Linked DNA regions of Homo sapiens: all the other regions are linked to region 3. The links are chromatin loops, found by intact Hi-C in ENCODE. Cell type or tissue: PC-9. All regions are shown on one strand.

What was found. Hi-C counts contacts between places; a loop is a spot of excess contacts. Peaks named below come from ENCODE experiments on the same cell type or tissue, not always from the same donor. Only the 100,000 strongest peaks of a DNase experiment are listed, where the experiment ranks them.
Region 1: it touches region 3 in a loop (4-fold over the local background); 3 of 110 quality-filtered maps call a loop at or near these places.
Region 2: a loop joins it to region 3, with 5 times the contacts of the local background. A loop is called at or near these places in 41 of 110 quality-filtered maps.

The regions. Positions count from the first base shown.
Region 1 is chr1:94,724,775-94,732,774 of GRCh38, forward strand. SLC44A3-AS1 (SLC44A3 antisense RNA 1) reads right to left here. Exons shown (of 6, transcript NR_160780.1): 2 at 7,484-7,663. Among named protein-coding and RNA genes, the nearest start is that of MIR378G, 17 kb to the right of the region's middle. RefSeq lists an enhancer at 3,667-4,167. In PC-9, no CTCF peak of the experiment used is centred here; DNase peaks (open chromatin) are centred at 3,247 and 3,827; H3K4me3 peaks cover 638 bases; H3K27ac peaks cover 3,656 bases.
Region 2 is chr1:94,594,686-94,602,685 of GRCh38, forward strand. The region is part of intron 1 of LOC105378861 (a long non-coding RNA gene); the gene reads left to right. Among named protein-coding and RNA genes, the nearest start is that of MIR12133, 55 kb to the left of the region's middle. In PC-9, CTCF peaks have their summits at 50, 4,979 and 5,196; DNase peaks (open chromatin) are centred at 3,226, 3,576, 4,981 and 7,936; H3K4me3 peaks cover 473 bases; H3K27ac peaks cover 1,310 bases.
Region 3 is chr1:94,524,983-94,532,982 of GRCh38, forward strand. F3 (coagulation factor III, tissue factor) reads right to left here. Exons shown (of 6, transcript NM_001993.5): 5 at 7,339-7,498; 6 at 4,191-5,614. The coding sequence ends at 5,478. Among named protein-coding and RNA genes, the nearest start is that of F3, 13 kb to the right of the region's middle. In PC-9, CTCF peaks have their summits at 2,459, 3,453 and 7,284; DNase peaks (open chromatin) are centred at 2,769, 3,369, 3,789 and 7,329; H3K27ac peaks cover 6,398 bases.

The DNA of each region.
Region 1 (8,000 bases), 200 kb after region 3:
ACAAATGCATGAGATTTGTTATTGATGATGTGATTAATCATTTATGAGGACCCATTAATCTATCCATTAACAACATTAATTCATTCATTAATCACCTCTCAAAGGCCCCACCTCCCAACACTGTTGCACTGGGAATTACGTTTTCAACACGTGAACTTCGTAAGCATTTACTGAGTGAATGTAAGCATTTACTGAGGGCTTACAATGTAGCAGACCCAGCATCAAAGTCTACAATATCTTATTTAATCCCGGTTAAGCACACCTCATGGCACTTGTTAGGGGTTCCACATGTACTGAATAAATGAGTCTTCACAATAATCTTTTGTGGAAGTTACTATTAATCTCTCCATCTCATAGATGAGAAAATGAAGACTCGGAGATGTTAAATAATCGGCCCACAGTCACAATGATGAGTGGCAGAGCTGGGATGTATGTCAATAGCAGGTCTGTTTCTAGGATCTATGTGCTTACCCACTGATATGCTGTCATTCATCTGTTCATTTAACAAATATTAATCCAGTACCTACTATTAGACACAGGAGTTGCAACGGAAAATAAAACAGACAAAATCTTTGATGTATAGAGCTAACATTCTAGTGAGAGAGACAAACATTAAACATGATAAGTAACATGTATGATGAATAGTGGTGAGAGCTAATAAAAAGATAAAGAAGGGAAGGAAAGAGTAAGGGGTGTCATTTTAGATGAATGAACAGGGAGGCTTCACAAAGAGGGGATCGTTGGGTAAAGCCCTGAAGGGGGTGAGGGAGTCAACTTAATCTAAGCAAAGGGCTTTGGAGCTAGGGTACCAGGTGCCAAGGCTCTGCGGTAGGAGAGTTCCTGACAAGTTCTAGGAATTGTGAGGAGACCAATGCCTTTGGAGCAGAGGCACTGAGTCTCCCTCAGTAATGGGAACTCAAAGAGTAGGAGGAGCCAGGTTGCATAGGGCCTTAGGTCTCTGTACAGAGTGGCATGAACCCTGAGTGTGATGTGATTCATCGGAAGATTACAAGGGGAGGCATGACGTGCTGATGTGGCTTTTGACAAGATTCCTCAGGCTGCCACACTGAGAGACATGGCAAATGCATCAGCATGGAGACCAGCAATCTGAACAACTGCTATGGCAATTCTTCAGATAAGAGATTATGGTGGCTGGAGCTTGGGTAGTAGCCATAGAAATGGTAGGAAGTGGTTTATTTGAAATACGTTTTCAAGATGGAACCCATAGGCTTCTAGCCTCCTGGGCTCGGCTGCCTGTTGGACACCTGCATGTTCCCCTCACACCTCAGACTCATCATATCAGAAACTGAACTCATTACCTTTCCCCTAGAAATATTCATCCCTCCTGTACTTTAATCCCTGTTATTACCACTCCCAGCTAGACAGTGGCCCAAGCCAGAAACCTGGGCACCATCCTCGATCCGTCTCTGTCCACCTTCCATTCTGCTTTCTCCTTCTTCATCCCCAACTCCACTGCCTTTAATTCAGTCCCACATCCCTCTGGCCTGGACTCTCAACAGTTTCCCTCCTCTGGCCTGGTTCAGCAAACTCCACAAGGAACCAGGATGATCTTTACTGGAAGCAGACCACATCCATTTAAAACTCTTCTGAGACTCTCTGCTGCCTGCTAAAGAAGTCCAAATTCTCTGGCCCAGAGATGTTCAAAAGAAATACAATGCAAGCCACATACATAATTTAAAATTTTCTAGTAGTCACATTAAAAAAGTAAAACAAAATAAGGTAATTGTAATAACATACATGATTAACCCAATATATCCAAAATATTATCTTAACATGTAATTGTCAAAAGACAAAATAACAACAAATTTAGTTTAATGATCTTAGTTGGATTTTATTTGTGATTCTAGAATGAGGCAACATCTTATTTTATAAAACAGAATAAGTGTTCCAATGGGCTGAGCAGATTTTATAGACAGAAAAGGGCTGAAGAAAGCAGAAACAGAATGAAAAATCAGAGTGGTTGTTTCAAAGCTGCTTTCCTTGTAAAGGTAAAAGCAGAGGGCACTTTCCTCATCATGCTGGCTAAAACTGACTCTTTTGGGGATTAGGCTATTATCTGTCTCTCTCTTGATTTCTCAGAAGGTCAGATAAACAATTTACTTTTGGCTTGATAGGGTGGAACTTCAGCACGCATAACTCCACTTTGGTTTGGTCTGCTGGGCCTAGTGCTCCTGCTCAGTCCAAACCAATGACATCTATAAATTTTATTAACATAAGGAATATTAAAAAGCATTAATGATATAGTTTGCATTCCTTTTTTCATAGTAAGTCTTCAATCTCTGGTGTCTACTTTACCCTCACAGCACATTGCACTTTGGACCAGTCACATTTCAGTCACTGAGGAGCAATGTGTGGCTACACACGGGACAGTGCAGCTCCAGCCAATCAACCACAGCCTTGCCCTTGGTATTCTCTAGCTCCTCTCCAGCCTCATCCCCACCCCCGCCCATGGTCCCTCACCTGCTTGTTTCCTGGGCTGCAGCAGATCTTATCCACACACCAGGTTGTTCATGATTCTCCGCCCTTGCACATCAATTTAGAGGTGTGCTGGAGCACAATCAAGTAAATCTCTTCCCAGCTCCCCATTCAGTGATGCCATATAGCCTGAAGTCAGCCAAGCTGGAAGCATCTATACTACAGAAACTGCAAGCACTCTAACACAGGGTGGAACGGGTGGGCCCATTGTGAAACATTTGCCAGCATATCACTGCATGTAATGACCACCACCCTGCCCTGCCACCACCATGCTCTTCTGCCACCCCTCGTTCACTGGATAAACTTGGCCATCAGTGATCTGTGTATGTTTGCCGCCCTACTAGACTTTAACTTCAGAAAGCAGAGCCTAGATTTTTTTTATCCAGTGCTTGGCATGTAGTAGAGTTCTTTCCTCCTCCTATTTTTCATTATTTTTCTGAACACTCTATTATAATTACCATTGTATATAAAAGACCATCAAGAAAATATGTTTAAAATATAATATGAATCCTGTTTCCTCTACTTACTGGTGTCATGGCCTCAGGCAAGGTACTTAACTGTAATGAATATTTGTTTCCGTATAGGAAAAGAGGTTTAAAAACATATTCACTGCAAAGCTGCTGCAATGATTAAACCATCTAAATTGTTTAGTCCAGTAATGATTACATATCACAATCACTCAAAAATGTTTAGGTGTTATTACTAAGTGTTTAAGTATCTATTGCTTGTATAAAGTAGTTTCTCAAAGCCTTTTTGTTAAAATAAATGTTGAATGAAATTTTAGAAATTCCTCGAGTCCGATTCGGAGAGTATGAGTCAGAATTCCAGCTGCAGACAGATGGCACGTACACTCAAAGGGGTGACTAAGGGTAGTTTATTAAAAGAGTATTTACAAAAGTCTAGGCAAGTTTAAGGGAACCCCAGGGTTGGCAACAGTCCATGACCACCAATCAGCCTGAATGTGCAAGGGAAAGGAACATTTACCTGAATGCAGTAAGAACTGCAGCTACAGGAAAGGTCTATCAACAGGAGCTGCAGCCCTCCTTAAATGAACCCAGCAAGCCATCAGTGGAGGAGGTGGATAGATATCCTGCCTCACTTTCCTCCAGCTCTCCAGAGGATCGCCTGCCAGTGCTTCCCAGTGGCACAACCCAGGGAGCCCATGGCAGACCCTGCAGGCCAGCCACTTGGACAGTGAGCCCGATGGAGAGGGCAGCAGATGGACTGGAGGCCCAAGCAGGGAATCACATACACAGAGAGTCTTCAAGTGGGACAAAACCTCCATCAGCCTACAGGTGTCCAGTTTTGCTTACATATCAAAGACAATAATCATTGATACTGGGCAGTGTTTCTTTGGTTTTAGCCTTGAAGGAAAGAATCAGATAACAAGCATTTATGTGGCTATCTGGTTACTTCTTCTTCTTGTTTTTTTTTTTTTTTGAGACGGAGTTTCACTCTTGTCACCCAGGCTAGAGTGCAATGGCGTGATCTTGGCTCACCGCAACCTCCACCTCCCGGGTTCAAGCGATTCTCCTGCCTCAGCCTCCTGAATAGCTGGAATTACTGGTGCCCACCACCACACCTGGCTAATTTTTGTATTTTTAATAGAGATGGGGTTTCACCATGTTGGTCAGGCTGGTCTCGAACTCCTGACCTCAGGTGATCCACCTGCCTCCACCTCCCAAAGTGCTGGGATTACAGGTGTAAGCCACTGTGCCCGGCCAACTATCTAGTTATTTTATCTGCAAGTGTATTCCCTCAAATATAAGAAAGCTGATTTTACTCTATGACCTTCCACTTTGTTGGCATCTCAGCATTCTTAGAAAAAGTTCTTTTCCATGTCTAACTTAAACAACAGAAATAAGCGCTACAACAGAAATATGTTGTATCTTAAACAGTTCTCCATAGAGCAGAAAAAGAATTGGTATATATAACCTTGATTAAATCACCACTATAGTATTTTTACCTTTACAATTGATCATCACAGTACTTTTCATTTTTGTCCTGTGATCCCCTTTCTAATCATCTATTCAGCTTCTAGCCATGGCCTGTCAGACATCCTACCCATGTCAGAAGAGTGGTTAAAATGCTGGTTTGATTATCTTTGCTTCTTGTGGAAGCCTGGAAAAAGATTTATAATTTTCTTGGAAAGGCCTGGAAGGAGGCTATAATCATTTCCTGGCTTTGTTCTGGAAGCTCTCCAGCTTCTCCACAAAGCCCTTATGCTAGACAGGATGGCCAGGAGATCAGTTTCACTTTCCTATCTATCCTAAGATAGCGGTCTTCTGAGTCTTTCCTTGTTTCTGCTGGCAATTTCTAAATGCAAGGGCTGATGCCCATTCCACAAGAAAGAGATAGGGAAGGAAGGGGGAAGGCAGCAAGTGTCTTGCCAACATTTTGATTCCTTCGGTAGAATGTAAGCTCCATGAGGGCAGGGGCCACATCTACCCACTCACCTCATGACCCCAGCGCTTAGCCTAGTGTCTGGCACATTGAAGGTGCTCAACCCTTTTGTAGAATGAATAAATGAATGAAGGCACACAATGTGCCGAACATTTTAAGATATTGGAGATCTTGTTTTTCAGATGGGAAAATGGAGAGCCCAATATTATTTAAAATGTCAGCAATGGGCAAGGCTTCAACCCCCAGTCTTCTGGCTTTTGCCATCCAGTACATCCCACTACTTCCCATCTAAAATGATGCCTTCCTTTGTCAAGTCACCTTGCTTTACCTTTGCTATTACCTCCCTCAAGTTCAACTTTTCAGTAGCAAGCCTGGACCCACAAGCCCTGCCACGATCAAGAGCCCCTCTCTCCACAGTTAACCCATCTATGTTGCTGTCTCTCATTGGCCTTGCCCCAGGGGTCTTCCCTCTTCTCATCTTAAGATCTGCAGCCTTTTGGGGGGTTTATGAGTGTATTGTAGAAGCTTTTTTTTTTTTTTTTTTTGAGACAGAGCTCTGCCTCCCGGGTTCATGCCATTCTCCTGCCTCAGCCTCCCGAGTAGCTGGGACTACAGGCGCCCACCACCACGCCCAGCTAATTTTTTGTATTTTTAGTAGAGACGGGGTTTCACCATGTTAGCCAGGATGGTCTTGATCTCCTGACCTCGTGATCCACCCACCTCGGCCTCCCAAAGTGCTGGGATTACAGGCATGAGCCACCACGCCCGGCCAACCCCCCGTCACCCAGGCTGAAGTGCAGTGGCATGATCTCAGCTCACTGCAATCTCCACCTCCCAGATTCAAGCGATTCTTGTGCCTCAGCCTCCTGAGTAGCTGGGATTTCAGGCATGTGCCACCACACCCAGCTACAGAGGTTTCTTTTTGAGTAAACTCTATGTGGGATATTAGAAACTGTGACTGCCTCAGAGCCACCACCTGCCTGTATTGATCTCCATAGCCCAGTGGCTTGCAGCTCCTGGTGTGCCAATGGTCTGGGTGGACGCCTGCACCACCTGAGGCTGCCCCAGGGTACCAGCATCAAGCTGCAAACTGGTTCCAAAATGAGTTTCCCTTTCCTCCAACCCACCACCATGAGTTCCTGGACACCCCTGGCCTAAAAGTCCCAGAAAATAGTGAGGACAGTGCCTTGTTTTGGTAGCCCTCCCCCACCCACTCCCAAGATCCAGTGTTTCTCTGTCCAGGCTGTCTGCCGCCTGTATCCAGAACTGACCAGTTATAGACCTCTACTACCTCTACTTGCCTTGGCTCCATTCTCTTTGGCAGAGACAGATGTGGAGCTACCAGAGCCCTGGGTGAAAGGCATACTTTTGCATTCGTGCAGGCCCTTCCCACCCATTTATAGGTGTAAATTTTACAAAGCCTAGATTCCTGTGTGTTGGCACTGGGACAGTGTTGTATTTAAGAAGCACAGGACAATATCCAAAATATAATTTAAAAGGAAATGCATTCTTTATTCATCCTCATGTAAGTCATAACAGAGAATAAACATAGATAGGAACTCTTTAACATTTACTAAATTCCCAATTTCTTTCTTTCTTTCTTTCTTTCTTTCTTTCTTTCTTTCTTTCTTTCTTTCTTTCTTTCTTTCTTTCTTTCCCTTCCTTCCTTCCTTCCTTCCTTCCTTCCTTCCTTCTTTCTTTCTTTCTTTCTTTCTTTCTTTCTTTCTTTCTTTCTTTCTTTCTTTCTTTCTTTCTTTCTTTCTTTCTTTCTTTCTCTCTTTCTTTCTTTCTTTTCTTTCAACAGGATCTCACTCTGTCACCCAGGCTAGAGTGCAGTAGTATGATTATAGTTCACTGCAGCCTCGACCTCCTGGCTCAAGCAATCCTCCTGCCTCAGCCTCCCATGTACTTGGGACCACAAGTGTGCACGACCATACTCAGCTAATTATTTTGTTGTAGAGACAGGGATCTCACTTTGTTGCCCAGGCTGGTCTTGAACTCCTGGGCTCAAGCAATCCTCCTGCCTCATCGTCCCAAAGTGCTGGCATTACATGCATGAGCCACCGTGCCCAGCCTAAATTCCCAGTTTCTTCTCTGTTCATAGTTCCTCCAATGAGACTTCTCATATCCCTGAAGAAAATTCCTCTACCCCTTGCTTCCATGACTGCCTTTTTCCTCCAGCCCTATTCTCCTCCTCTCTTAGGATTTTATTAGATAGCTTGACTTAGCTTCTTTCCCAGCAATAAGGAATCTTTTCTCTTTGGAAGAGGACAGAAATCAGGGGCTCTGTAATCAAAGATTCTCTTTAGAGAGATAGGGGAGAGGGAGAAGTGAACACCCACACAGAAATCAGCATTGCCATCACTTAGACATTTTTCAGAATAGGCATAGCTTCATTATTTTCTTCTTAGTCATTAACCCCTAGAAACATATTTTCAGTTGTTCTTTGTGATGTTTAAAGTGCCACATCAACAATTATCATCCCAGCTTGGAAACAGCCTGCTTGCTGGTGAAAAACAAAAACTCTATTCGTGGGACCAGCTCAGAAACAGGGCTGTGATAAGTTTGAGCTAGTAGATCTTACCTGGCTGAAGCAGGGAAGGATGCAAATACATCATGTCTCTTCTTTGTGTGCAAGAGCCTGTTCATCCATTCATTCACTCAACCACTGAACCAAGATTTTCTGTGCAACCATTATTCTTCTGCTAGATGCAGAAGAGACTGAGAAGAATAAGACTTGGCCCTCATCTTCCAAGGAATTCACCTGGAGTTGGGGCAAAATCACGTGATCACATCAACCATTAACACAATTTGGTGCATTATAGCAGACATAGTAGCCGGGGACCATGGGGCCACTGGGACAGCATAACTAACCCTGATATGGGATAAGCATGGATCAGCCTAAGAAGGCTTCCAAGAGGAGGTGTCATTTGATCTGGATCAAAAAAGAAAAGCAGAAGCTTTCCTGATGAAGAATGGAGTACAGGCACTTCAGAAAGAAGCATATAATAGGTGATGCCATAGTTACTTGAAAGAGGATGCTATTTTGGGGGAAGAATAGAAGTTCAGAATAGCTGGAGGGTATGTGGCACAGAGTGATG
Region 2 (8,000 bases), 70 kb after region 3:
AGCAACTCTATTATCTAAACTGGGAGGGGCATGGACTCCTTCCTCCTTTCCCAAACTCTGTCCTGCTGGACTAAAAACTAGGCTTGGGGTGTGGTCCTTCAGGATTATTGAAATACAGTGAGGAGCCAGGTCCAGGAGCTGTGTCTGCAGTGCAGTCAATGTATGGCCAGAGGCTGGTCATTCCCAAATAGCAGCCCTGTGCTCTGCACCTCCTTCCGTGGGTAGATTGTTTTCTCCCAGTTTATTTCTGTTTTATTTTAACCTAACATTTAGAAGATACTCTGTTTCAGGTGAGATAAACATGTTGCTCGCACCTGTCCAGATGCCCTGTCCAAATGAGCCCCAGGGGCTACCTGGTGGTGGCAGTCATAGTGGCAGCCCAGATGGAAGCGTTTCATGTAGAACAGAGGCAATGAGACAGCTACAAGCCAAGGCATTTGGGAAGAACAGTGATTCCTTTTATGACCCTTCCCTGAATGCAATTCAGAGGCATAGGGTTCCTCTCTCCAAGGAAACGATGGATTTATCCCCGACAGAGAAAGAAGGAATACACAGTCCTCCAAGGGAGGAAACTCTGGTAAGTGCTACAGGAGGGACCTCGGTGAACACTTTGAAGTTCCCGGGTCATAACCTCAAATGCTCTCAGGACTATTATGTCAGTGACTTCAGGATTATTGGTCCAGGTCTGCTTCTTTTTTTTTTTTTTTTTTTTTGAGACAGAGTTTCACTGTGTTGCCCAGGCTGGAGTGCAGTGCTGCCCTGCAACCTCTGCCTTCCGGGTTCAAGCGATTCTCCTGCCTCCAAGTAGCTGGGATTACAGGTGAGTGCCACCATGCCTGGCTAATTTTTTATATTTTGGGTAGAGATGGGGTTTGACCATGTTGGCCAGGCTGGTCTCAAACTACTGATCTCAAGTGATCCACCCACCTCTGCCTCCCAAAGTGCTGGGATTACAGGTGTGAGCCACTGTGCCCCGCCCCAGGTCTGCTTCTGAAGGAGCCTGGGTGTAGCCTCCAGCGGCCACAGAGGCTCCTTGCCAGACCTCCTTGTGGCTTGGAACAAACTTGGCCCAAAGGAAAAATGGACAAAAGAGGGGCCTCTCCCTTTGCAGAGGATATACGTCCTCTCCTGACTCAGACAGGCACATTCCTCCTGTCATCAAGTGGCTCCCTCTGATGTGACACCGGAGACCCTCCTGATTTACTGCCATGCAGCTGTGTTTGTGCAAGAATCTACATATAAACAAGAGTTGCCAGCATGTTGCACAAGCAAGTCCTAAAGTCATCAACACATGTCTTTATTTGCAGTCTTCCACCGTGCCTTCATGTTCCTTAATGTTGTGTTTACTATTGGTGATCTCTCCCTGATGTTGGACGAGAACTCTAAGCAGGTTCCAAGATGTTTTGCTTACTCTTAGGTAAGGGACAATTCCAGGGTGTTTTTAAGCAGCAAATACTGACTTAATTCAGCAATTAGAAAGTCCACTGTAAGAGAGCAATCAATACTTGGATCCCGATAAGATGTCAAACCCTGCAGAGGGCCTGCAGAGGGCCTGCAGAGGGCTGTTTGCTGGCTGTGGAGGACTGGGTGGTGGTCTGATTGGCTTCTCCCAAGTGGGGCTGGCCCATGGGGAGGGAAGAGGGGAAAAGTCTCACTTCAGTGGGGATTGTCATTAGCTGGCCTCACCTTTTAGTGCCTCTTGTCCTCCATCTCTTGGGGCACTTTCATGAGCAATTCTCAGGTTCCCCACCAGGTAGTGCCTTCGGCAGTGCTGTCGGACCCAAGTCAGGGCATCTCTGTTTTGAAGGGTTGCTGGCATTCCTTCTTCAGTCCCAAGAATTTACCTCCAACTTCTTGCTATGGGGATCTCTCAGCCCCTGCAGGAGGCCCTCAGGACAACATCCATGTTGACCCAAGCCAGGGTGTCTTTCCTTATAGTCCATCGTTACAATACTGCACAGCCCTTGCCCCAACAAACCAGGGGTGCTGGCCGGCCCTGCCAAGACAGCAATCTGCTGACCCGGCTTCCAAAGCAGCAGGTCGGTCCAGCTCTCAGCCTGTGGGATCCTAGGTGGGAGTCAGGCCTTTCTCCCCAATTATAGGGGTCATATATGAAGCTCTTTGGGGGCCAAGGAAGCAGGCAATCTTCCTTGCCTCAGGGAATAGAGGGGATGGGCCCATAGCACAGCATTCTCCACATAAATCCTCCTCATAGAATCCTCTCTCCTTGCCACCCTCTTGGCACTGTTTTTTTTTTGTTTTGTTTCGTTTTTTTGAGACAGAGTCTCACTTCATCATGCAGGCTGGAGTGCTGTGGTTTGATCTCAGCTCACTGCAACCTCTGCCTCCTGAGTTCAGGTAATTCTTGTGCCTCAGCCTTCCGAGTAGCTGGGATTACTGGCACGTGTGACCATGCCCAGCTAATTTTTGTGTTTTTAGTAGAGATAGGACTTTGCCATGTTGGCCAGGCTGGTCTCAAACTCCTGACCTCAAGTGATCCACCCCCCTGGCCACCCAAATTGCTGGGATTACAGATGTGAGCCACCACACCAGGCCCTCTTGGCCCTTTTTTATTCTCTAAGTGGTGAGAAGATTTAACAGTTATGGAGCAGGTTTTCTGAATTTTCCTTTGAAGCAAACATGGAGATTTGACTTCTTAGTCTGGGATTACAAACATACTGTGTTTTGTGCCTCATGAAAGCTTCAATTTAATATCCCGTTACATAAAACTTTCCAAATGCTGATTGTTACATTCCAATAATTTCAAATTATTTAAAACAAAAACCACACATCTCACAGGTATGTTTATGCAGTGGCATCAAAATCACTAGAAAGAGGACAGAGTCTCAGACTCAGCCATGAATGAAAGCATTTTTCTGCAACAATTCTTACAAAATTTAAGGGCCTGAGGAGGGCAGATTCATGAACACACCTCTGCCCTCTGTGGAGAAAGGGGCTGGAAGAGGGTCCTGATGTCAGTTTGGGTGATTGCAGAGGTGGAAGCAGGGTTAGCAGCAGGGAAATCTTCCTGCTTTCCCAAGTCTTCTGCCCTTCAGCAGAGGCAGCAATGTGGTCAAAGGCATGGATTCCAGGGCTGGCCAGACCTAGATTTGAATCCCAGCACTGCTGCTGATGAGCTGTGTAATCTTGGGAAAGTACTTCACTCCCTGGAATCTCAGGTTCTGCCTCAGCAAAATGAGGGTATTGCTCACCTCACATTGCACAGTCATAGTAATGAGGTAAGATCTTCCGTGTAAAGTGACTGTATGGTCCAGCGTGTGGCAAGCTCTCCATGAGTAACAGCTGTTGCTATTTCAGCTCCACCAGATGCTGTGTCTTATAGTGAACCAGGAGAGAATTTTGGAGAGAACACGCATGATAAAGCCCCCTGGGAAAAGTCACAGCAAAATCTCTCAAACCTGAGCTGGAAAAGAAAAGAGTTAGAAAAAAGGTATTTACTAATCACATCCCAGGTGTCCAGCTGTAACTTTACGAGTCTTTTATTTATTTATTTATTTTTACTTTTATTTTTTATTGAGATAAGATCTCACTGTGTCACCCAGGCTGGAGTACAGTGGCAGTCTTGGCTCACTGCAGCCTCAAATTCCCAGGCTCAGGTGATCCTCCCACCTCAGCATCCTGAGAAGCTGGAACCACAGGTGTGTGCCACCATGCCTGGCTAATTATTGTATTTTTTGTAGAGTTTTTCCATGTTGTCCAGGCTGGTTTCAAACTCCTAGGCTCAAGCGATTCACCCGCTTTGGCCTCCCAAAGTGCTGGAATTGAGCCACCACACCTGTGTGTCAAGCTATAATTTTAGGAGTCTTTGTAAAGAGATTTTTCATTTAACGTTTGGAGTAACTCCATGACATTGGAAATTTCATAGAAAGAAATCAGAGCTCAGGAATGTTTCTTTTTGGTTTAGGTTTGGATGCCTATGGCAGAAAAACCTAAAGTAATAATGACTAAAATAGGATAGAACTATATTTCCCTTTCATATGAAAGAAGTTTGTCAATAGACAATTCAGAGCTTATACAATTTTATGTAGTGGAAGGACATGAGCCCTTTTTGTCTTGTTGCTCTCAGCCTTAGCGTCTACCTTTTTTTTTTCTTTTTTTGAGACAGGGTCGTGCTCTGTCGCCAGGCTGCAGTGGCACGTGGCACGTGCAGTGGCACGATCTCGGCTCACCACAACCTCCGCCTGTCAGGTTCAAGTGATTCTCCTGCCTCAGCCTTCCGAGTAGCTAGTACTACAGGCGCACACCACCATGCCTAGTTAATTTTTTTGTATTTTTAGTAGAGACGAGATTTCACCATGTTGGTTAGGATGGTCTTGATCTCCTGACCTCATGATCTGCCAGCCTCAGCCTCCCAAAGTGCTGGGATTACAAGTGTGAGCCACCGTGCCCGGCCTTTAGCTTCTACTTTATGGTCTGATTCCCGCAATCCCCTCCATGTTCCAGCCAGCAGGCAAGAAGAAGGAACAAAAAAAGAGTGCACTCGCTTTTTTCAAGAACACCTCCTGAAAGTCGAATACATTGCTTTCACTTATAACTCATCAGCTAAAACTTAGTCACATGGCTAGACCTAGTTGCAAGGGAGGTTGGGAAATGTAGTGTTTATTGTGGGAGGTCATTTACCCCACTAAAAATCCGGGCTTCTGATACGAAGGAAGTAAAGAATGGCTTTGGGACCAAACAACCAGCAATTTCTGCTTTTGGTGTGAAATAGCGTGCCCAGAGTTTCTCAGTTGTGCCCTGTCTGCAGAAGACACTGCATACCCCAGAGGCAAGTAGTAAGGACAGGGTGGGGGGCCGGAAGGGTGGGAGCTTAGCATAATGTCCACCCTCAAATTTGGGAGGTGGCTGTAGGGTTCCCGGCTGGCTCTCCTGCAATTCCAGTTACTTTGCCAGGAGCCTGGAGGACTCAGCTAACTGCCTGAATCTTCACTGCCACCTGGCTTTAGCCAGTGGTCACTGGTACTGAAGCCTGTTGCAGCCTGCAAGCCGGAGCGGAGAGGAAAAATTTCAAAGTCAGTGTTGAAATCATCAGGAGGAGTAAAAAGTAGAGCCATTTTTATTTCTTTCCAGGTCCCTGACCTCAGTTTCTCTTTGAGAGTGGTGGATTTGTGGTTCAGCTAATATTTAGTGAGCATCTACTTTATGCAAGACCCCAGATAGGCCCGAGGCAATACAGACTTGAGTGGACAGGGTCCTACTTTCAGGATCATAGATGTGTACACAGATAACTCTACGGCAAGGCCCCGGAAAAGGTAAAGTGAGGTGGGCAATCAGCCTAGGGGGTTGGGGGAACATTCAGGAAACAGAAGGCATTTGAGCTTGGCTTGGAGGAGCAGTTGGAATAGTGATTAGAGTAACTTGGGGAAATGGTCAAAGGGCACCCCAAAGAAAGAAAAGAAGAGCAGAAAGGGCCTGAGAAAAAGTAATTAACGTAGAACCATTGGAGTTTATGGAGGCTGTGTGGTGTGTGTGTGTAGTGTGTATGTGCATGTTTTTAGAATGGACATGGGCATGGAGATGGGGTGGAATGAGATGAGAGAAAAAACTGGGAAAGTAGTTTGAAGTAGCTCGCAGCAGGCTGTACATGCTAGAATAAGAACCCCAGGCTTTATTATGTAGAAAGGAGAAAGTCATCAAAAAATTTTGAAAGGGGGTAACATAATAGGCTTCCCTTTCTGTCATATATATATATATATATATATACATATTTTTTTTAATATAAAGCAGCAGACATTCTCTAAGAGGGCCAAACACCAACACAAGTCACAATAGAGAGGGCTTATTATCGGCATTTTCAGTTTTCCATTTACAGACATTCTATAGTTAGATGATGACAAATTTCCATGGGAAAAGCTCAAAGTGTGGAATGAGCATAGTTCTGTTCCCATCTGAATAGGTTGTCACTAGCCAAGGTCACTGGGGAGGAGGCTCTAGAGACTTGTCCAGATACAGCTTCTCTCTCTGTGGGTTAGACTTAGCCTGACTCCCCAGGAGCAGGGCAGCCTCACCTGAATGGTAGCTGAGCAGGGCACTGAGCAGGGAGGGACAAGAGCTTCCTCTGCCCAAGCCCAGGGCACCTGGAAAGCCAGCCTCCTCTCCTGGAGGAAAGGAGGAGATTGAGAGGGTGACCCGGGGTGGTGGACAACTGCATCCCTCATGTTCTCTGCCACTTCCACCTACACTGTTGCAGTGTCTGAGAAACTTATCAGAACAAGTTCTCCTGTCCATTAAATAGCATTTAATCCTCCGAGGAGCCTTAAGAATTGGGAATATGCTACATTTTACTCTGGAAAATATGTTTAGTTTTTTGGTACTCACTGAAAACCTGGTGCATGGGAGACTGAAAAAAATAAAATGATGTTTTATGCACATGAAAGCAGCAAGTTATGTCAGTTACTTCATCTGTTACCAAGGATTTGGGAATTTTAGAGGCTCACTGGGTAAAAGCAGACTTTATTTTCATTTCCTAGACTGAAACAATATAGGGTTGTGAGAAGTTTAACTGTAATTTTTTTGTCATTGTTTAAAGCTGCAACTTTGAACATTGTGCTGAAACTTAGATCTGAGAGATCAGCAGATCTATATAGTAGCATCTGATTTGTCAGGGATCATCAGGGGATGAGGCATTTCAGAGAAATAAAATATTCCAGTATTTAAATCATATCTCTTGAGGGTCTTAATGTTTGTGTTAATCATTTTTTGATGTAAGAGTTTCCCAAATCTCCAGCTAACCCACTGCCTTGTGAAACAAGAATGCAGTATCAGATCCCATTTGCCCTGCTGATTTAAGAGCATTTGTATGAAAGCCAGTTATCAGATCATTCTGATGCACTGCCCTCTGAGGCTACCAAAACTTGTTGGGTGTTTACCCCTGTCTTCAGCGGACCCATTTGTCATCATCCTATAATTCTGTTAGCCATAAGTACCCCCAGTATATTTTCCTGGGCAAGAATGTGGTATTTCTGTCTGGTGTTGGCATTAGAGGATCTCCATCCGAGTGACAGTTGGGTTTGTTTAGGCTTGCTTTGATTAGCCTTGCTTGCTTGTAATGTGAAGTCCAAAGATCAGAATTCAAGTTCCATTTCTTTCTCTTCTCCTTGTATGATCTTGGACAAGTTATCAGCCCCTCTATACCTGGGTTTGCCCGCTAACAAAAATGGTCATAATAATACCCAGCCCAGGGCTGAGAATGAAGCTGTATCATAAATACAATGTGTTATACAAATGGTAGTTCATTTCACTACAAAATACCTGCTCATGCCCAACTTCACCTTAGGCATATAATTGATCAGGAGTGAGTTGTTGAGAGCACTTCTGAGTTTTAAATAACATGGAGAGGGGCTGTTTATTGAAGGGATAACTGTGGCAGATGCAGCAGGAAGGCTCTAAGGGGAAAGCGTCTCCCCTAAATTTCCTATTATGCAACTTAGTGTCCAGAACACTGTGGTGGTTGAGAATCAGGGTTCAGCAGAATATGCAAATTGCCTTTCCTTTCATCAGGACACAAAGAAAGAAATGAGCCCCCAAAATATCTCTCAGAAGTGACATGGGTTTATCATTTCCATTATCCTTGACACTTTTCAGGGGTTAAATGTCTCTGGCTAGGCGCATGTTATTATTTGAGTATTACTAGCCCTTTAAGAGCCTCGACACTTCTGGAAAGCAGCCCGTGGAGCTGCTTCAGCACCGAGTGGGTCTGAGCTACAAGAGGGTGACCGCTAATCCTAATTCTAACCCCAACCTGAATTTATGAGGTCCTGCTGGTACGCAGAGGGAGGACTGGAGGGACCAGTCAGGTTGGCCAGCTGGCCCAGTGGTATAGGGAGCCGTTGGATTGGGGTTTGTCACATAAACTGGGACCCTGCCCAAAGCCGAGACGTCGTAAGATTCCCCTGTTTTGCACAACCCTGTGGTAGTAGCCACATCCTTATTGTGTAAACTCAGGTTTAACCACAGAACAACCAGCTTATGCCTTGTTA
Region 3 (8,000 bases):
CTGGTGGAAGATTGCTCTAGATCCAGTGTGGGGCCTGGGGTCCCTAATGGTCAGCAGAATGAGAATTGAGTTAGAAATAGAGTCACAGAGTCAGGGAGAGCCAGGGCAAGCTAGAATCTGGGAGCATCCCTGCATTTGTCTCTCGCCACCTCTAACCATGATGACCAAATGGCTGCCACTTCACTTCTCCTGTCCAAATCTTGTGAAAATATCTCTTTCAGTTAACTATAATCTAGAACCATACAGGGACCATAACTCTGGGAAACATAGTTCCGGATTAGCCAAATTGACACATTATAAAATTGCTCATAGAACCCTATGAGCATAGAGTTGACAACAATACCCATTAAAACATAATTTATTACTTGTAAAAGGGTTACTTAGGTGTTGCGAGGAAAATAGACTGTAGGGGAGTAACTGTGGGAACAGGAGGCTAGCCAGGAGGCTATTGCAGTCTTCCAGTGAGACAGGAGAATGGCTTGAAGTAGAGGGAGAGCAGAGGAGGTGACCTTTGGAATTGGGGTGTATTTTAAAGGTAGAGATAGCAGGCTTTGCTGATGGATTGAATGTGGCATGGGAGAAGAAAGATAAGTCAATGATAACACCAAGAAGTTTTGGCCTGAGCCAATGGTGGCTGTTTCTTAAAATGGGAAAGACTAGGGGAAAAACAGGTTTTGGGTTTGGGAGAAATTAAAGATTCTCTTTGCATGTGTTGAGATTAAGATGCCTGTTAGCTATCCAAGGAGAGAGTTTGTGTAAGTATTTGGATCAACAGTGCAGCTCTGGAGTTCAGAAAAGAGGTTGGAGGCTGTGACACGTATTTGGGAGTCATCAGCATCTAGATATTATGGGCATCTGGCATGATAGAGCCATGGACTTGAATATATTACCTAGAGAGTGATTATTGATAGAGAATGGGAGAACTAATGAGAACTAATTATCTTAGTTCAAGCACTAAGTTAATCCAATATTTAGAAGTTGGAAAGAAGATGGTGTCCAAGAGGGAATAGGAAGTTAAGGAGAAAATCCAGATGAGGGATTCCAGGGATCAAAGGAAACTTGTTTTTTATAAGGTAGAAAATAATACAGGATGTTTATCTTCTGCTAGGAATGATCAAATAATACGGGAGAGATTTATACGGCTGGAATGAGGGGATAATTTTAGGGGGCAGTGTCATTAAGTAATTGAAAAGGCATGAAAATGAAATGTTATTTTACACTATAAGTTCACATTCTAGGGACCTTCTCTTTGTGTTTATATTTGATGGTCAGCGCTTATACAACATGATAGGGTGCTTTTGACTGCAAGGAACAGAAAACCTGACTCAGCTCGCTTAAACAATTAGTCAGATAATGTCCAGTGAAAAGTCCATGGGTTGGGACTTTGAGCAAGGCTTGATCTAGCAGCTTGGTGCTGTCACCAAAGACTTCACTTCTTTTTTCTTTTTTTTTAAGCAGTCATCTATAACATGTCTCAAAGAGTGGTTACAAACACATGTGAAACAAATGTGAAATTCAAAGGTCTTGCCAAAGGAATGAAAAGCAAAGACTTCACTTTTTACAATTGCTCTGCACTGCTCTCCAATATGTCAGCTCCATGTAAAGCTGGCTCCCTTTGTGGTCTCAAGACTGCTGCCAGCAGCTCTTGTGGCTACGTCTCTTCACTATGTTCATCAAGAAAGAGCATCCTGCCATTCCCAGAAAAAAGCCTTGATATACACTCCTCTTAGTCTTGGTTAGGTCACATGCCTACCTCTAAACCAATTTTTGCAGCCATGAAGAAGGAATGTGCTGACTGGCAAAGCTGGAATCACCTAGATCACAGTCGAAAAGCAAGGGCTATGGGAAAGGAGAGCATAAGCATTCATTCTAAGTATCTGAACGAAAGTCGGAGGATGTCATAACAGTAATAAACCTTCCAAGCAACTATTGGAGGAAAATCACACAATTAAGTACACATGTCCTAGAACAGGTAAAAAGAGCATTTGGGAACGAGTTTATTCACCATTTGATGAATAGAGATAATTGTTTAAGGGGCAGTTCCTTAGATTATAAGCCATCAGCTGAAATTAAGCTAAAATGTCTTTGGATTTCATGAGTATTAGTTTCTTATATGTAAGCCAAATTCAGTTAATAATTTAAGATTGGAAAAATATCTTTAGAACGCATGAAAGGGCTGGGCATGGTGGCTCACGCCTATAATCTCAGCACTTTGGGAGGCCGAGGTGGGTGGATCACTTGAAGTCAGGAGTTTGCCAACATGGCAAAACCCTATCTCTACTAAAAATACAAAAATTAGCCAGGGATGGTGGCTCACACCTGTAATCCCAGCTACTCAGAAGGCTGAGGCACGAGAATCGCTTGAACCTGGGAGGCAGAGGTTGCAGTGAGCCGAGATCTCACCACTGCACTCCAGCCTGGAGACAAAGCCAGACTGTCTCACAAAACAAAACAAAGAATGCATGATAGTTTGGTTAACTAACAATTAGCTCTATGGGGTACATTACTGGTCAAGTAATGAAGTATAATTTGGTCCACTGGAGGGCAACAGTTTCTGGATTGCAGCCAACAGTCTTTGGTATGGTTTCTGCCCCAGTGTCAATCACAGTGCTGATTTTTAGTATCGGCTGTTAGGTCTCAGCAATTCAGAGGGATGTGGCAAAGTAGGGAGTGGTTAACATTTGCTGTGTGGAAGCTTTCTGATTATTGCAGTTCAGCCTCATTCCAGTCCATAATGAATCCCTTCCTTGTGATCAGCCAGATTCCTCATTAGTACCCAGACCTGTTTTCTATCTGCCAGTATTTTCCTTAGTGGAATAATTCAAATTCCTTAGATAATGAGGCCAAGAAATTACATAATGCTATAATTAATCCTGGCAGGGAAATATCTGGTTAGGCACCTTCTGCTGTAGCTTGTTCTGCCTCCTCATGTAATGCACTAAGCTCTTTGTCCCAGGTAGCCCCATGTGAGCAGGAATTTGAGATAAAGGTTGAAGCACCTTGAGGATGTGCCCCCATGCCAGTTTCTTTTTTGTTGACTCTGCTGCAAATACATCCCTTTTCTCTGTATAACAAAACACTACAACAGTGCAAGATTCAACCTCTCTAGCCTCTGTGTTGATGGCCAAAAAAAAGTAATAATAAACAAAACCAACCAAATAAACCAACCACTGGTCTGTTTTCCATAATTTCTCCAAAATGGCTATCATTTTTATGAGGACATCAAAGGTTTGTTTCAGGCATTCTTCCTTAGGATGTGGTGTTACATAAAACAGTTCATGTTTGGAATTTTATTGACATTGTTCAATTTCTTTGGTGCAAAGGAACAAAACGGACTTAAAATTTATTAACAGCTAGATAGTGAGCTGAGGCTGCTCATCTGAATGCTTGCTCAATTTCTTTGTGGAACCACTTCTGAGTAGGTGTGCCATCTGGATGTTTTTCCTAGATAACAGTGCCCCCTTCCACAGTGGGAAGCAAAAGCAGTCTTGTGGCCCAGTAGGTGCCAAGAACCTTTTTCATCTCTAGTTAGAATCCTCTTTTACTACAGTTGAGAGAATAAGGCTGTTTTGCATTTGAATGGAGAACTACATTCTAGAGATAATAAAGCCAACTCAACTCAGCCATGACTGACTGAGTCCACTGTGCAGTCACCCTCAAGAGCTGTAAACCATGAGCTAGGCCCAGTCCCTGCCCTCCAAGAGCTCTCAATCTAGCTTGCTTTTAATGGACTCTAGAGATCTCATTCCACTTATATCTCTCCCTATCCTATATTGTCCTTTTACCTAATTTTGTTTCAATACAATCATCCCAAGAATGTTTCTTTTTTTCTCATCTCCAATTAGTCAAACTACTGCCAATGGGAAGAAATCTCTCCAAGTCTGCAGTAGAGAGCATTATCTTTTCTCTTCCCTGTAAGACGACATCCCTGCCCCGTCATGTGCCTTGCAGTGACTCCAGTAGACAAAGTATTGTCAGGCTTGGTCACTTGCTTGGGACAGTAGCATGTGAACAGAAGTGACAATGGGCACCTACAGAGCAGAAGTGTAGGAGATGGGCTTAAAGCTTGAAGCTGTGGTTGCCGGTTTCTACCAGTTTTTTGTTTTTCCCTCTGCCCTGATCTAATTAGGGGCTTCTCCATTGGTTTGCATCCTAGAATGAGAAAACATTGAGAAGAAGTGCAGTCAGCCTACAGTCACCAAAATGTATTATAAGCGAAAAAGATACGTTGTTGTAAGCCACTGACAATTTTACAGTCATTTACTGTAGTAGAGCTAATACAAACACCAAATTGTACATAAATAATAAATGGAAGATAGAATAAGTACAACAGTAACAATTCCCAGTCACCTTTATTTAAAGTATATTAAATAAATTATCTCAATATATACAAATAGAACAATATTACCTACATAAATAGAAAATCCCCATATAGAAAACCTTTTTAAAAAATTATATATACAATGTCAACCATAGAAGCTTTAAGTACCTTAAATCATAAACTCTGTAGTTTGTATAGTAGTCTTATAAAAATATAGTTAGCTCTCAAATGTTTAATGCCACTTAAGTCAGTTAAAGTGCAGATTGTAAAGCATATTAGGAAGGTGCCCAGAATACCAATGTCTCCTGCACTTAACACATTAATACAAAGTTTGCCAATTGTTTTGAATTTCCAAATGTATTCCTGAAAAAAAAAAGAACCTAAACACTATATTATAGACATATGTTAGAAAAGTCCTAGAAATGCACCCAATTTCCTTCCATTTTACTTTCCTACATGGATTGAAGTCAGCCCCTCAAAAGCTTTTCGGCTGGGCATGGTGGTTCACGCCCATAATACTAGCACTTTGGGAGGCCAAGGTGGGTGGATCACCTGAGGTCAGGAATTCAAGACCAGCCTGGCCAAGATGGTGAAACCCCATCTCTACTAAAAAATACAAAAATTAGCTTGGCGTGGTAGTGCGCACCTGTAATCCCAGCTACTCGGGAGGCTGAGGCAGACAATTGCTTGAACCCGAGAGACGGAGGGTGCAGTGAGCCGAGATCGTGCTACTGCACTCCAGCCTGGGCAACAGAGCAAGACTCCGTCTCAAAAAAAAAAAAAAAAAAAAAAAAGCTTTTCAAAAGTCCACCCAGGATTTTTTAAGACATTTTCCCATTTGTTTTTGCTTGGACGACCTGGTTACTCCTTGAGTGCGGAATATATAATCTAAAGCATGTTATGTGCAAAAGGTGCCATGGTGTTAAAAATTAAAACTTGGAATTGGTTGTAGTACCATTCGTTACATTTCAAAGTGACTAATGCTGATGTCAAAACCAGAATGCTAATGGTAATAACAGGTCATATCAAGAGTTTTTTGAACTCCAGGGTCTTCATGCTCCGAAATACTCATTTGCGTTTCCATGTATTCTATCCTCTTAAAAGTTCTCGGTCACAGTGCAATATAGCATTTGCAGTAGCTCCAACAGTGCTTCCTTTATGAAACATTCAGTGGGGAGTTCTCCTTCCAGCTCTGCCCCACTCCTGCCTTTCTACACTTGTGTAGAGATATAGCCAGGATGATGACAAGGATGATGACCACAAATACCACAGCTCCAATGATGTAGAATATTTCTGAAAAATAAAGGGCATCTAGTCAACTTGGAGAGCTCAAATCCCATTTATCAGTGGACAAAATTGACGGCATAACCCCAAATTACACCATCCTATTTTTGTGCAATTTGACTTTCTTTCACTCTTTCCACCACACTTACATTAGGAAAGAATTTGTCAAAACCTGAACGTTTCAGAGTAATTGACAATGGCTAAACACATTTAATGGGCATTTAATAAACTGAATAATGCACAGTCCAGAAAAGATATGTAGTTGGAGGTAAGAACAATGGCTGGAAAGAAGTGCCTAAAAACGATGCTGAGATTGATGGCAATGATTATAACGGAAGGTGAACCCTAAGTGCAAAGTGGGAGATCCAAAGTGCTACCAGGATTTGGGTGAAGAAGAGATAGTAACTAGTTGGTGCAGTAGCAAGGCCTTCTGGTGGAAGTGGCGTTTGAAATGCCTCTCCAAGATAGAGAACGGCCAGGGAAGCAGAGAAGTGTGTGTGCACAAAAGGAGAGGCAGTGGAATTAGAGCTAGGCTTTAGGACAATGACTGAAGGCTGTGGGTAGGATGGCTCAGAGGGGTGCAGGACCAGAGGTAAAGAGAAACCTCTCCTGTCAGTGGCAATAAACAGGAGAGAACAGTTTATTTAAAGTGTTTTAAAATGTTCAAATATCATCTTCACATGGAGCTAAGCCATCATTTCTTTTTTCGTTGTTTCTTTTTTTTTTTTTTTTGAGATGGAATCTCGCTCTGTCACCCAGGCTGGAGTACAGTGGTCCAATCTCAGCTCACTTCAGCCTCCGCCTCCCAGGTTCAAGCAATTCTCCTGCCTCAACCTCCTGAGTAGCTGGGACTACAGACACGTGCAACCACACCCAGCTACTTTTTGTATTTTGAGTAGAGATGGGCTTTTACCATGTTGGCCAGGCTGGTCCCAAACTCCTGACCTCAAGTGATTTGCCTGTCTGGGCCTCCCAAAGTGCAGGGACTACAGGCGTGAGCCACCACACCCAGCGTAAGCCATCGTTTATATCCCCTGACTCTTTTCTTCACTGGAAGTACTCAGAATACTTTCCCTGTAAGGCATGGATCGAGACACACAGGCTTGCAGCTTCCTGCAAGAGTCTGAAGGCCCACAGCACTTCCGGTTAGGGACTGTTCCTCGCACAATGGGCCTGAGCTCCCAACATATGCACATGCATGTACACACACGTGTCCGCCATATACACACATGCATGCATGTGGGTATATTTGATATACTCAATCCCTTCCCTTGATGGGTTAGACTCTACAGCCTCTGTGGCAACAGCCCACAGTGGGTACTCACGAATGTCTACTGTGTCCTGCTGCAGCTGGTCCAGAAGCCACCCCCAGAATTAGAATTTAAGCATGAAAAAATGCCCAGGGAAATCTGTGACTTGTTGCTAAATCCTAAACACAGTTTGTGTATCCAGTGCTCAGCAGAGGGCTTAGCACATGACAGGTGCTCAAGAAAACACCTGCTAATACAAGGGCACAATCAACACAGAAACATTTCTAAATGTCCAAAATCTTTTTTGTACCAAAGCAAAATCAAAACCAAAACAAACAAATAACAACAAAAAACCTCCAGGCAGTTTGTTTTCCTGAATATTTAACCAAGGAAGTATATCCCAGCCCTGAGGGTGGAGCTACTCCTCCAGAAGTCACCCACAGCACCCATACCCCCAGGCAAATGGCTGGCAGAGCCACTCACCTCTGAATTCCCCTTTCTCCTGGCCCATACACTCTACCGGGCTGTCTGTACTCTTCCGGTTAACTGTTCGGGAGGGAATCACTGCTTGAACACTGAAACAGTAGTTTTCTCCTTTATCCACATCAATCAAAAACTCATTAGTGTTTGTTTTGGCTGTTTTCTGTAAAAAGATAGAGTTCTTAATTCATCTGGGCTCTGAGTCAATTCTTTCCCCTTTATTAAGTCACTGTGGAAGTAAAAACCTAGGTTCTAAGCAAAGCCTACAAGAACACAGCTGACACGTGAAGGATTAGAAGTGACTTCGCTAATCAGTTTCCCTTGATCACTGCTAAAAATGCCTTTTCCAAGACTGAGAAGATCCAATTTAGGCATATTGAACCCTATTGAGCCCCTTTAGAAGATATCTGCAGTAAAAGAAAAAGGAAGGGAGTATTATGCATTGAACCAAAAACAAATTTTGTGCCTGGGATCCTCAATAGAGGGAGAAATGTGAGCATGGCGGGACCTTTAGAGATGACCTGATCCAGCCGGTTGGCTGAGGAACCTGGGTCTCCGAGGGGGCCCTGCCCAGAGTCACAGGGTAGTGCAGAGTCACAGGTAGGACCAGGCCTGTTGTCCACCCCTCCCCACAGTGCGCGCTCCCCCTTCTACTCCATCACCTT